Linked DNA regions of Homo sapiens: region 2 is linked to region 1. A link is a loop called in an ENCODE intact Hi-C map of the cell type or tissue named here. Cell type or tissue: Calu3. All regions are shown on one strand. Links, peaks and the distances in the headings refer to the core of each region. The heading gives the core; the rest is flanking DNA.

The links. Hi-C counts contacts between places; a loop is a spot of excess contacts. Peaks named below come from ENCODE experiments on the same cell type or tissue, not always from the same donor. Only the 100,000 strongest peaks of a DNase experiment are listed, where the experiment ranks them.
Region 2: it touches region 1 in a loop (2.2-fold over the local background); 1 of 110 quality-filtered maps calls a loop at or near these places.

What each region holds. Positions count from the first base shown.
Region 1 is chr5:92,013,499-92,020,500 of GRCh38, reverse strand. No RefSeq gene overlaps it. Among named protein-coding and RNA genes, the nearest start is that of ARRDC3, 630 kb to the right of the region's middle. In Calu3, for the core only: no CTCF peak of the experiment used is centred there; no DNase peak of the experiment used is centred there.
Region 2 is chr5:91,952,201-91,959,202 of GRCh38, reverse strand. No RefSeq gene overlaps it. Among named protein-coding and RNA genes, the nearest start is that of ARRDC3, 570 kb to the right of the region's middle. In Calu3, for the core only: no CTCF peak of the experiment used is centred there; a DNase peak (open chromatin) is centred at 3,402.

The DNA.
Region 1 (7,002 bases), core at 731-5,730:
TTTATTGTTTCTTATGTTAGCATGATATGAGAATGGTATATAGTATTTATAATATTAATATTGACCAGTCTTATCAGCTAAATCAAACATTAAATGATTCACATAATCAGGTGAGCTAATTTAGTACAGAGACTCAGCACTTATCAAATACTAATTTCTATTTGTGACTATTTCTACATTTCTAAAATAAATACAATTAGCGTTTGAAAAACAATCCATGAATGTGGAATATATTTCCATTTACTTGTGTCTTCTTCATCTACTTTGTATACCTATATCAAAGCATCATAGTGTACCCCATGACTATGTACAATTCTGATGTGTCAATTAAAAATAAAATAAAAGAACAAGAAAACAAAACTAAGGACAATATTCAAAGAGTTACATTCAAAAACTAGAAATAGAAACTTAAATTTCATAGAATTAAAACTATTTCCTTCTGAACATGTTGTCATTCTCAGAACTCATAAACATAACTTGATTTCCACGTGGTCCTTAACCTTTTCTTTTTAATCAATTAGTAAAGACTTTTTATATCTTGTTCTTTTTATTGTATTTATGTCGTTTCCAGGCTATATGTACTCTTACACTCTGAGATAGAAAACTGAGAAAGGAAAATGGTCTGAAACCCTAAGATTCAAACATACTTGACTACTGCAGTATTTTGTTCTTTGATTATAATGATTAATTTTGTGAAAAAGTCACACAGCTACTGTAGTCCTCCTCCCTTATCTTCAGTTTCACTTTCTGTGGTTTCAGTTACCTGAAGTCAACTGCGATCTGAAAATATTAAATGAAATATTTCAGATATAAAAATTCATAAATTTTAAATTGTGTGCCATTCTAAGTAGCCATATGAAACCTGATGCCCTCCTGCTCATCCCATCCAGGAAGTGACTCATCTCTTTGTCTAGCATACCTACACTGTTCATGCTACCCATCCATTTGTCACTTATCAGATGGAAAAAATGTAGCATATATAGGGCTTGATATTATCTACAATTTCAGGCATCCACTGGGGGCCTTGGAACATATTCCTGGCAAATAAGGTGGGACTACAGTGTTCATTAAGTAATATTCAATTTCTTGATGGGATATTGCAAAAGTTAAATGGGATATTATAAATCTAACAATATATGTGCTCCAACAATTTACCTATTCACAGATGACTTCCTCATTCGTGTGTGTGAACATAGCTATATTTCTAAAATAAATATAAGATGCATTCTTCATTTTTCAAAATATTTTGAAAGACAGCATAATTGCATTTTATATGTACCTGGAAGCCAGAACATTTGAAAAATCTCATGCTTTAAAAGAATTGTAAGGTCAGGGAATTGAGACTACTACTATTGCCTTGTAATTAAAAATGTACTAGAGGAAATATCTCAAAATTAAGAGAGTGCTAAAAAGGAAACCATAATCTAATTTGCTTAAACTGGTATAGATACCACTTTTTCTGATTGTACTAATGCAGTTTTTAGTACATAGTTGTGCATATTATAAAAGGAACTGTAGTAACATATATGTGAGGGGAAAAAAGCCTTAACTTATTTAGTTGACTAAAAATAGACATGCTTAAAGAATCGTTTATTTGTATTCAGTGTATTTTCTCTCCTACTAATGTATGAGCTCTGTTTCACTACCCAGACATTTTGCAGGTAATTAAAGGAATATGTTATCCATGAAAGTTAGAGTTGAGTAAGTTAAATCAATGATCTTCTACCCCTATGACCTCATACTGAGAGGGAGTTATTAGGTACAACTTTTCAATAGAAAATTCATACATCTTATACCATATTATTAATTCACTTCATAGACTATTGAACACTTCTGTTATAAAAAGGTAACCAAAATTATAAACATCTTTGAGCCTCTATTCTTTATCCAAAAGGGAGGCTTTTTAGCAGTCATATTGACATTTATGACAATTATAGGATACTTGTGAAAGATATTTACAATAAAACTGTATGTACAAATTTATATGAAAGCTATGAATCTACTAGAATATATTTAGCTTTTCTTCCTCGATTCTTAGAAGAAGATACATGAAACAGAAATTATAGTTTTAAGTGGTCACCCTATGGTAAGCTAAATTTATTTAATTTATTTATATGCAAATCCCCTCTTCTGCATTACTCCCATAAATAATTCATAATTACATAGGAAGAGAAAGTATAATCTTAACACAGATATAATTAACAATAGAAAGAATGAGTTGTTCTGAAAAAAACTTTTGACGAAAGTCAGTTGCTGTCACTGGAATTTTCTGCTTTTTCGTCCAAAGACCACTGGAAGACAGATTTTGTATTTCCCTGTCAGCTCATGTTTGACTTTTGCCATTTACATAAATACAGTGTAAAAAGTCATAGAAGAGGTAATGGGTGCTTCCAGCTTTTCTACTAACATAAGAAAGATGCAAGGGCTATAATATTCTTAGTCATTGACATTTACAACTATGGGTTTGTTTTTAATACAGGGCAGTGAGCAATGTACTTAAGGCCTCAGAAAATGCTTTATGGCATACACTAAAGGTGAATCACTTTTTTACTAGATTTATTGGCTGGAGGAATTGTAACCTCAAGAGGAAATTTAGCCAGTTTTAACCCAAGTAGTGCTTCTTATAGTTATTTCCTCTCAAATTCTCAGCAGGACTCAAGCATTCTAAATGTCCTATTCAGGGATCCTGATTTCCTTCCCCCAGCTGGTTTCCAGCACCTTGGGTACTGACAGAGTACTCATTAACAAACTAATTGATTTTTATTAATTATCTGTGGTATAATCTTTCCAGTGTTTTCCCCCCTAGTATCTAAGCTTATTAACTCCAAACATACATACACACACACACACACACACACACACACACACACACACACACACCCCACAATTAGTCCTAAAGAAACTTTGGAATGAGAGTGAACTCAAATATGCAGATAGATTGCACAAATCAAAATGCGATTGTAAAAAGGTTAGATTTATAGAATTATAAATATTGAGATAAAAAGAAACATAATTATGGAGAATATCCATTAAAGTAGCTTTAAAAAGCAGTTCAAATATTAGGATAGACTATGCATGCTGTACTTAAACTGTGTTTATAAGGAAAAACTATTCAAATGAAAACATAGCAGTGGAGAACAAACTCTCAGCAATGCAAGAGAGCAGATACTTTTTCATACTGTCTGTCAGAACTATTGGACACAATCTTTAATAAACTCTCAACATTAAATCCATTACTAAAATGTTATTAAGACCTTAAAAACACATACAAGTAAATCTAGAATTGTTTATTAAATAGCCTAAGAAGGAAGAATATAATGGTATTAATTGAAAACCTGGAAGGCTGAATAAAAGTTCCCATATCCATGCTCCTGCTCTGCTTCATTTCAGCTATGTGACTTTGGGCAAGTTTCTTAATGTCTCTAAGCCTCAGTTTCCTTACTTGTAATACTGAGATAATAAAAATACCTTCCTCATAGGGTTGTTGGGAAAGTAAAAGAGATGACATTCAGTACCATGCCTAGCACATAAATAAGGACTCAGTAAATGATACATGTACAATGACTACCACATTATCCTTTTAATTAATCATTCTTGCATTTATTGATGTGCCTGTATCTTATAGCTTATTTTATATTGACTTTAAAACAAAGTTACTCTAAATCAACTTGTTTGCTTACATAGTATTTTAAATTGAGCCCTTCATAGGGTCCAGTAAAGATTTCATTATGCTACTCCTTACCTTTCTCCACCACACAAACACACTTTCTTCATCATTCTGAATACCACAGGCAGCACAGCTGACTTCCATCTGGTTATCATCTTTACTTTGTCTTTTGATCAGTTTTCACATTCAGCCACCACTGGATCTAAGTGAGTTTTCCCTGTAAATGTCTAGGCACTGTGTTGTTCTCATTATCTCCATGGCTTTACTCTGAGCTATAACACTTACTCCTGTACTGTTACAGTATCTTCTTTATTGGCTTTCAAAACATTTAGGATTAAGTCTCAAAAAATTATTTTCTTTAGCACTTAGTGTATAGTACCTTTACTAAAATATATTAGGGACTGGCAGATGAGAAAAATAAATGGCACAGAATCCAACCAGTGAGTAATTATCTCCCTCCAACATTTTATTGAGGGTTAACATTTATTTTCTCAGAAGTTCCTAATACATGCTTGAATCAAGCTGGGCCTCATATTTATACTCTTAAGAATTTATTTATTTATTTCAAATACATCATTTATTGCTAAAAGTGCCCATGCTTTACTTTTTACCTCCTCTCACCAGAATTAATGTCAGAAACATGGTCTTGCCCAATACATAGCCTCTGCATTTCTTTTGCATTTATTAATTCATTCAACTAACTTGTATTGAGCGACTTTCATGCATCAGGCAATATACTAAGCACTAAATTTTTTTAAGCAACTGAGATGTGCTAGTCCCTTATCAGAAAACAGGACCAATGAGAACTATCTGACAGTCATAGAGGATTAAATTATATCATATGTGGATTAAATTGTATCATTTGGTAACTACAGCTTATCAAAATTGGACAAAAATATTGTAAAACAGAGATGTTCTAGTGGCAAACACTCCTGGGGCTTCTTATTATAACGCTCTAATTAGTCTTCAGTCCATAGAAACATGTTATGGTGATTGATAGACAATTCCCTTCTAAGTTATGTAACAGCATGTACAAAATCAGAAAAGCATTAAAACATCAAGAGTATCTGGGAAATGTCTGATGTACCTGGGAATAGGATTGATTTAATGGAGAGAAGAAAGAAAAGGAGCTGGATAAGTAAAATATGAGTAAAACGTACAATTGAATGTATAGACTACAGGAGCTTGTGTTTTATATTGTTGGTTGATGGTGTTTAAATTTTGGTGGTTCAGCATGTGTTGACCTTGTCCCAAAAATACACATGTGTATATCCACAATTTGTTACGGGATTTCATAGAAATCTAAAACCCAGATTATAAATTCCTGCTTAGGCAATGGGAACCCCAAAGAGATTTTTAATAAGTGAAGCTGAATCATGCAGTTTCTGTGGAAGAATATTCTGGATGCAATATGAAAGAAGGTTGGAGCATGGATGAGGAGGAAATTTTGCTGACCAGGAGAGAAGTGAGGAGGCTATTGCAATAGCTGAGATCAGGGAAGAAAGGCATATTGGATAAATGTCCTCATCTAGCCTTCCAAAGTTCCTTGTGCTTACCTTGACACACATTGTTACTCATTAGTAGTTATGTCTCCTTAATTCAAATGCAAGATCCTCCATCCCAGACAAGTAGTATCTCTACATGGAATGCTTGAATGAGGCTAAGGACATCTACAATAAATGAGAGGAAAAATCAGATATTGTGAACATTTCTGTGATAGAAGTAATAGAATTTGGCAATTATTAAATATAGGATGTGAAGGAGAATCATTAGCCAAGGTTGATTCCACTGTTTCTATCTTGGAGACAGAGAATGCAATATGAAGATTTAATTTTGTTAGATAATACCAATTTTGCTTTCAAATGCAAGTTATGCACCTATCTTGGTATTAATACTGATAATACATTCAGGAGAGAGGTCAATATAAGAGCATCATATGGCATCTGTAGTAAGTGGATGGTACTTGATATCCGCCAGTGGATGAGATGCTGCAGGGAGATTATGCACAATAAGATGAAAATCTAGAAATTATCTGTATTTAAACACTCCATGGAAAAGAAGGAGCCAGCAAAGAAGACTTGGAAAGGATAGCCAGATTAATAGAGAAGCAAGAGAAAATGACGACTGAAAGTCAAAGAAAGTGAGAATCCCAAGTATTGCAAAGTGGTGAAGAGCACAGAGAAGTCAGGGCAGGTAAGATCCAAAAGCTATTGCTGATTGGAGATATGTGTATTTCAGGAAAGTATTTTCAAAAGAGCAGTAGTAGCATAAGCCTAATAGAATACTAAATGTCATTTGGTGATGGGAAATGAAAATGAGAGAATATACACAAATTTTTCAATCAAGGATGACTTTGAATAGTAGTCATTTGATGGGAGGGAGAGGGGCAAGAAACTGTGATTTGTAAAGTTGTCTTTTTTTTTAATAGAAACTGTTGGAGACTTAAATGAAAGAGGAGAAGAAGGCCTGAAGACACAGGAAAAAATAATGTACAAAGCATTTCTAAGTCAGTGAAGCATGAGGAATCCAGTGCACAGCATCTCCGTGAAGAATGAAGGAAAGAAAGGCACCTCTAAGAAAATGTCTATCCTTAAATTAAACACTAATGTATGATAAAACGTGCATAGTAGTCTATATTCCTGTTTAGACCTGTGGGGTTTGGTGACATTTGCATTTACTTTCCTTGATGCCTATTAGAAAATGATTACCATGAAAGCAGATAATAATACCTTCTTTGCATCTCTTTAGATATTTATCTCTGACAAATAGAAGTAAACCTCAACAAGATAGAAATAGATTAAATTTTTTTGGTTGTTGTTGACCTGCTTATTTTACCTATATGAAAACTCTAATTTCTGGACTCATTTCCAGAATTTTCCCTTTTAAGTAATTATAGAATGTTCATGTTATCCTCATTTGGACCAAAGCTCAATAAAGTCAAGTGACTTCTATGTCCATACCTAGAAACGGGCTCAAGAGAAACAGACTCTGTTCACTTCTGTCCATTCCCTATCTTTTCCCATCTCTTCTCTCATTCATTTCTCACCAGAATTCTTTTTTTTTCCTTCAGGAAAACAATCAACCAAATAAAGATAAATCAAACTCATATAAATCAATGCAAATGTCCAGTGGATATAGTGGGCCAGTTAGCAGGATAAAGGATGTGCAGTAAACCCCTTGGCCCGCTGGTCATGGCTCATCAGGTTTGCCCACAGCCAGTCTTCGAATCCTAATTTAACTAAATGGGGGTAGTTTAAGTCCTCCTTAAATGCAAAAGCAATCACATATTTTTTTCATTCCTTAATATATGTCAGTGACTTCTCATTGTTTTCTGA
Region 2 (7,002 bases), core at 774-5,773, 61 kb after region 1:
ACCTGTGCAATGCGTGATTTAGTTTAGATGATCTTTCATTTTCTTTCAGCTCTAAAATCTGATGTTTAGCTGTGCTTTTCACAATGAATAAATAGTTGTTGTTAAAAAAAAATACCATATCCAAAGTTAAAAACCTTTCCTCTTCTCCAGTAACTTTCACTCATAGCTTAGGAAATCTGAGCTTCAAAAAGATAATTTGTAGTATATGTACTTAGGAAATCAAGGCCCAAGTATATTTAAATATTTTGATTTAGACAATATTCTCTCTCCACTCTTGAGAGGCTTTATCCTGAAAAATTGTAAAAGCTCAGCAAAAAATAGAAAAATATTTTTCAAGGATTACCTCTTATTTTAGATTACTTAAAGAACAGGGTGGGTGACTTGGATTACCTCAAAAATAAAAAGTCTGGGATAATAATTACTTTTCATATAAGCAACACATATTTGTAGAGAAGAACCAGAATTTTTTTTTAAAGTCAGGCAAAACTATTTATCTTAACATTTCATTAAACTGTGTGTATTTAACAGAAAATCTCTTTTGCCCTTTGTAGAATTTTTGTTGGTAAATTAGAAGCCAGCAAATGTTCAAGTTTGATCTCCAATGAGAAGTGGATCTATGCGTAGATACCCACACATACAGAAGTAAATGTGCTTCATGAGCACTTGAAATGTCGCTAGTGTCACTAATAAACTCAATTTTGTAATTTAATATAAATCTAACTAAATTTAATTTAATTTTAAAATTAGCTAAAAGCTTTGTAAGTATGTGTGGAATAACTTGCGGCTATAAATTCACTTTTTCAACTGTAAATGTTATGCATTTGAAATACAGATAAATTATTTCTGATACAAATTTACTGCCTAAATTGAGATATACTGAAAATATAAAATATACAAGAAGAAACAATGTAAAATATTTTATGAATATATTTTAAAATATTGACTATATGTCTTAATGACAATTTTTGAATATATTGGCTTAAAATATATATTAAAAATAATTGCATCTGTTTCTTTTTAGTTTTCAAATGTGACTACTAGAAAATTTAGAATTACTTAGGTGGGTTCTCTCATGGTGCCACACGCCTACAGTTCCCAGTTATCTGAGAGGCTGAAGTGGGAGGATTGCTTGAGTCCAAAAGTTGGAGGCTGCAGTGAACTGTGATTGAGCCACTATACTCCAGCCTGGGTGACAGAGTGATCCTCCTTCTCAAAAATAAATAAATAAATATATGAAATAACTGTGGCTCATGCCTCTAATCAGCACTTTGGGAGACTGAGAGGGGAGGATCCCTTGAGCCAGGAGTCAAGCCAGCAGTGAGCTAAGCTGTGATTGTACCACTGCAATCACACCCAATCTATCTTTGGTGACTAAGCGAGAACCCCATCTCTGGGAAAAAAAAATTACTTATGTGACTCAAACTATTTTCCACTGGATGGTTCTTATCTGAAACACTGGGTCATTTGAAGGGAATAATTTCCAAGCAGTTCTTGCTAAAATTACTCATGAATCATTCAATTCAGGTAGTGATTGAATAAAAAATGAAGCAGAACACCTGAGCTCCAGTGAAGTTATTTCTGTTAAGCAGAAAAACTAATTAAAATAATTAAAAGCATTTGAGGCTCTGTCTTTATCACTGACAATATATTTCAAATCACTGGCTGAATTTTTAAAATATATCCAGAAATTTGGAATTGGAAAAGGTCTTACCTTACCTAAATTGTTAATCTTACACAGAAGAAAACCTACTTTATGTTGAGTTTCCAAGATTATTTTAAAAGTCTGTGATCAAGTCAGGAGTAAAACTTCTAATTTTCAATCTATTCTGCTAAGATTAAATAAGTATAAGGAATTAAGAATTTAAATAATTTAAAATAGAAACTATCCAGCAAAACACATAAAAATGGGTTTTCTTAAGAGTCTCTTAAAGATCTTCCTTTATATAAATCATCAAAACAAAAAATAATTTTTTACAAGAGACTTCCTTAAAAGCATGTTTTAGTTATTTTGTAAAAAATCAGTGGCTCTTTCCCACTTTTCTCGAGTTTTATTGATAGATGTATCCTTGTACTGTATATGCAATATATTCAATATGACCATCCATTTGAATATAAGAGGCCAAAAAAGGGTTAAGATTGGGAGCAAACTTAAGGCCAAACTGAATTCAAAAAGTTGCTGATGTGAAGTACCAGGTCTCCTGGGGAAACAACACACAGGCTGCACCATTGACTTGCCAATTAATTCAAGGAGCTACATGGCTATTAGTTCAGGAAAGAGACGCTTGCTTGCCTGCTTGCCTAGAGGTAAGAGCTAGGTTTGCAGCTGACAAACAGCAGGATGACAGAAATAAATGGGGAGAGAAATTAGGAATATGAATCTAAGTATTTCATTTTCTTGCCTTGGTATCAAAGAAAACCTCAAATGTCAGCAAACTGTGGTATCTTGTATAATATACAGAAGATTCATTCATCATAAAATACTTCAAAATACAAGCAATTTTCTAAGAATCTTTAAGATAGCATCACAGAAAGTACATTCTATTAATTCCTACAAAATTCTAAAATGTGTCTTCAAGTTTAATTATGAAAAATGTGAAAATTAGGCCCATAGAACTTTGCAGAGCTATAAATAAGTTTTATATGGTATACATATGCAATGTGAATCAAAGATTCTAAATTTAATGATTATTAAAAATGCACATTTATCATTATTATTGTTATTTGTTTATTACTATCTTGTTCCATTTGGTCATATTTGTTTCTTCTTGTACACATTGAATGTCAGGGTTCAGAATTTTTAAAATTTCTACATGATTAACTTTTCTAAGGGAATTTCCATGTATGAAATGATGCAATGATGATCACTATATTTGACCCTGACACTGTGAAATTGCTAGCAGTGCATACCTGCTCTGAAGCTAATTAAGAACATCTTGAATATGCTCTTTGCAGGGGTATTTCATGGTAATCCACTGGAAAAAAATATATTCAACTGAAAGCCTTCAAGTAAATAGGTGACATCGCAACTCTGTTCTTCTAAATGTGCTTCCGTAAATTCACAGGAGTATTGGGGGTCATAAAATGCAACTAAATGAAGCCATTTAAATTATACTTAGGAAAGTATTTGTAGTTTCCACAGTTGCAGAAAAATCACTGTATAATTAGCATGCTATTTTGATACCCTAAAATGTTTTCTGTCAAAGATGCATTGCTTTATTCTACATTATTTCCTGTCTTAATTGTGGCTTGGTTCATAGCACCATACTCTGGATGAAATCTAGGCTGCAAAAAATCTATTTGGGTACCACTTTGTCCTGTACCACCCTTTTTGCACTGAATCAGAGTGAGGGGAATCTTGGGCAGTCGACAGCTTTATCACTGCTTCCGAGTTCAGGTTGGCTGGGCTCCCAAATCTCTTGGGACATGTTGGCTGCCAAAGCAAATTAGTCTCACTTTATCTTGGGGGCAGTGACTTTGCTAACTTTATTGGCTGTGTGGGGCCTAAGCCTTCTAACACCAGAAGGTGACACATTAGAAAAAAATTTAGTTAAGATATTGATCCCCTTCCCACCCAAAAATGGCATGAGTGAAAGAATAATTAGGAAAGCTATGGGGGAAAAAGAATCCAGTTAGAAAACATGAAAGAGGTCTGGGCTTAAATTGTAATTAAAGAGGCAGAATTGTAGGTTCACTATAAGAAAACTTTGACATTAGGCTAAATTTATAATCTGAAAAATATGAATGTCATTTGTGAAACAGATGAAACAATAAGTCATATCCAATCTGTATTACTAAATATGTATTTTTTAAAAGATGGTCAGGGGATGAAAACAGAACAGAAGTAATCAAAAGTAAAAATCATAGAAAAAGTGGTCAGGCTTGAATAAGTCTATTGAAGTGTTCATGTAATGCTTAACGGAAGCCTCCTGCCCAAATAACAGAGGATTATATATTTCTAGTTGTGTCTTCAGTCCCCTACATGAGTGAGAAAATTGGAGGGTTGTCTGTGTTTATACATGTGCTTATACATAAGGAAAGAGAACTCTTTATTTATTTCAAGTATATAGTTTTGGGGAAACAAATGGTGGAAAAATGTACATTATTTAAAAGTTGTATCTCACAGAAATGATTAACTGTGGGCAGTTTTTCTCCCAATTGCAAAGTTTACCTATAAATCTAAGACAGAAGTTTGGATGGTCTAATCACCATATATTCATATTTGGTAGGTCAGTGTTGGGCCTAGGATAATTTCCTTTTTAATAATACCCATCTTTAATAGCAAGAGAAGGTGCTTTCTTAGTTTCACCACTACAACTCCAGAACATTAAACAATACTTGTCCTATGATAAACAATAAATAGTTGATGAAAGCATGAGTGAATAAATTACTAACAAATGAATGAATAAATAAAGCACACATTATTCTAATGCAAATTGTCCATGAACCAATCTTTGAGAAACAATAATCTGGAGTCTTCATTCTTTAATTTAACTTTCGAGAATGTTAAAAAGTAATGATCATTTCCATAGCAGCGTATTTAGGAAATATTTACGATCCGTGACACCTACTTAATTGAGATGATTCTGGTTTACCGACACATGTTCAGAAATACTTGAATACAGTATCAATTATTTTTATAAAGAATTATTCTTCCTTAGTGATGAAGCCTTTTTTTGTTTGTTTTACTTTCAGTTGTTAATTCTGATAGTAGTGTTGAAGTTAATTGGATAGGGTGTAAACTTGCTTAACTCCATAATGATTCCTCCCTGCCAATCTTTTCATCTCCATGATTATTATCATGAATTCTCTGAACTCCTTGCCTATGTTACTCAACAACACAAAATGAATTTAGTGAGAGTAACTAAGCACTGATATGACAAGTTGATAGCAGGCCTACTAATATGATCTGCTTGTGGTCACTGATCTCAAATGTCTTTGTTACATTACAGATGAAAGACAGTGAAATGAAGAGTTAAGCAACATCAGCACCTCTGGAAAGGACTTCAGTATGTGAGAGTTTGGAATTTGAGGACTTTATATTGTGTCAGATCTCCTTTATAATTTAAAATACAGAAGATATCAAAATTGGATTTAGGGTCATTTTGATCTCCTAATAATTCTTGCTTCTCTGTTGCTAAAGAGAACCCCAAAATAAACTCATAGTACAAACAATATTGTTCTAGGAAGTATTTTAACTGCAAAAGTAACAACAATAAAGAAATAATGATCTTTTGTAAATTTTGACAAAGGGCCAGAGGTTAACATGTCATATGTAAGTTTAAAATATATATTACACAATGAGAAATTTAAAACTAATGATAAAAATGCTATAAGGATTTGGATGAAGCAGGGTTCAAATCTCATTTGAGGAGTCAAGAAATTATTAGAGGAGGAAGCACTTCAGTGACTTGTATGTAGCAGGCACCAAACAAATATTTGCTGTAGGAATGGTATTTTAATGAGATCTTCTACATTAAGCATATAATATGATAGACATTTATTATTAAAGAATTTTTAAATGACTTTTAAGATATATACCAGAATTTTAAATATAGCTGATAAGGTCCTCCATGGTCACACTTCTGCCTACCTCCTTACCTTTATTTTGAATCATGTTCTTCAAATCATCCTCGACATCTGCTAATCTCTCAAAGCATAATATCGTGTCCATACCTTACATAATGTTGTCCTATTATTCCTTTTGACCCAAGATTATCACATTAGATTTCCTCTGCGTACGTCTGGATGCAAATTTGCTTAGGGTTCTTTACAACCCTGATGATCAAGGAAGACATAGGGAAGGCAACCCTCGTTGGTATGCAATATCTGCACCTTTCAGGATTCTCAATATTGCACGAGATGGAGAGGCATCTGGCTTTGCCTTGGTGCTATGATTTTAAAAGTGGCAAAGGACAAGATACATGTTAGCCACCTGCCCCTTCTTCCTTTTTCTTTGCAAATTCTCAGGGTTTGGTACTGGGAGAATTTGGAGAAGACTATTGCAAAGGGACTTCGAATATTGCTTTAGTTTCCTCTCTGATTCTCACTTGCGTTTGGACAGCCCTTGACTGTCATTTCGGGATGAACTTTATTTCTATCCTGGTCTTTATGCTTCTGAGAGTCAAATGATGCAAGTCTCTGTTACTTCGTCACCTCAGGGGACAACAGCTTATGGGTGAGAGGAGTAAATTAAGAATTCAGCCAGAGATGGGAAGGGACAGCATTCTAGATGTGGAGCCACTGAGGAGAAACAAATTTGAATAAAAGGAATGAAAGGAGATATCTTTTTTTAAGGTGAGTTTGGCATGAAGATTTGATGTATGCTAGGAAAAAATGAAATGTTAAGAAAGGTTTAGACAAGGTCATGGGAATAGAGACTCTTACGTTTTGATAAAGTAACCACAGAGTCCATCTTGAGTTCAAAGTCAGTTTATATCCCTTCCCCCTTCTCATCCCTGCCCTTCCATGTTTTGAAAGACATATACAGGAATTGAATGACTTGACATATAACCACAAAACTGACTAGCACATGCCATCCCATTGGAGATGAAAGATATCACTGACAAGGTACAATAATGGGGTCAAATGACAGCCTCCATCGAGAAGTTATATTTTTCTTGAAAGTTTATTTCCCAGCAGGTGACCGCCTTCAAATAATCTCCAATTGCATTTACCATATGAGTAATGACCATTTATCTTAATATTCTATTATCTCAGTGGTCTCCAACTCATTCTATTTTAAAAGTAATCTTGTCCACTTTCTACAACATGGTCCAATCCTTTCTTTAGAGCATGCAGGTATGGATCTAACTACCCAAAGAGAAAAAGATTAGATAATATCCCCAGTGTGGATTCAGAAATACATTAGGTTATAAGAAAATTGATGGATAATCTCTACCAATAAAGATCAAGTAACTCAGGAAGTCTTTTGGTTTTTATTTTACTGCTTTTTGTTAGGTCATGCTCATTCTTCACTGTGCACAGATTTATTTACCTAATAGT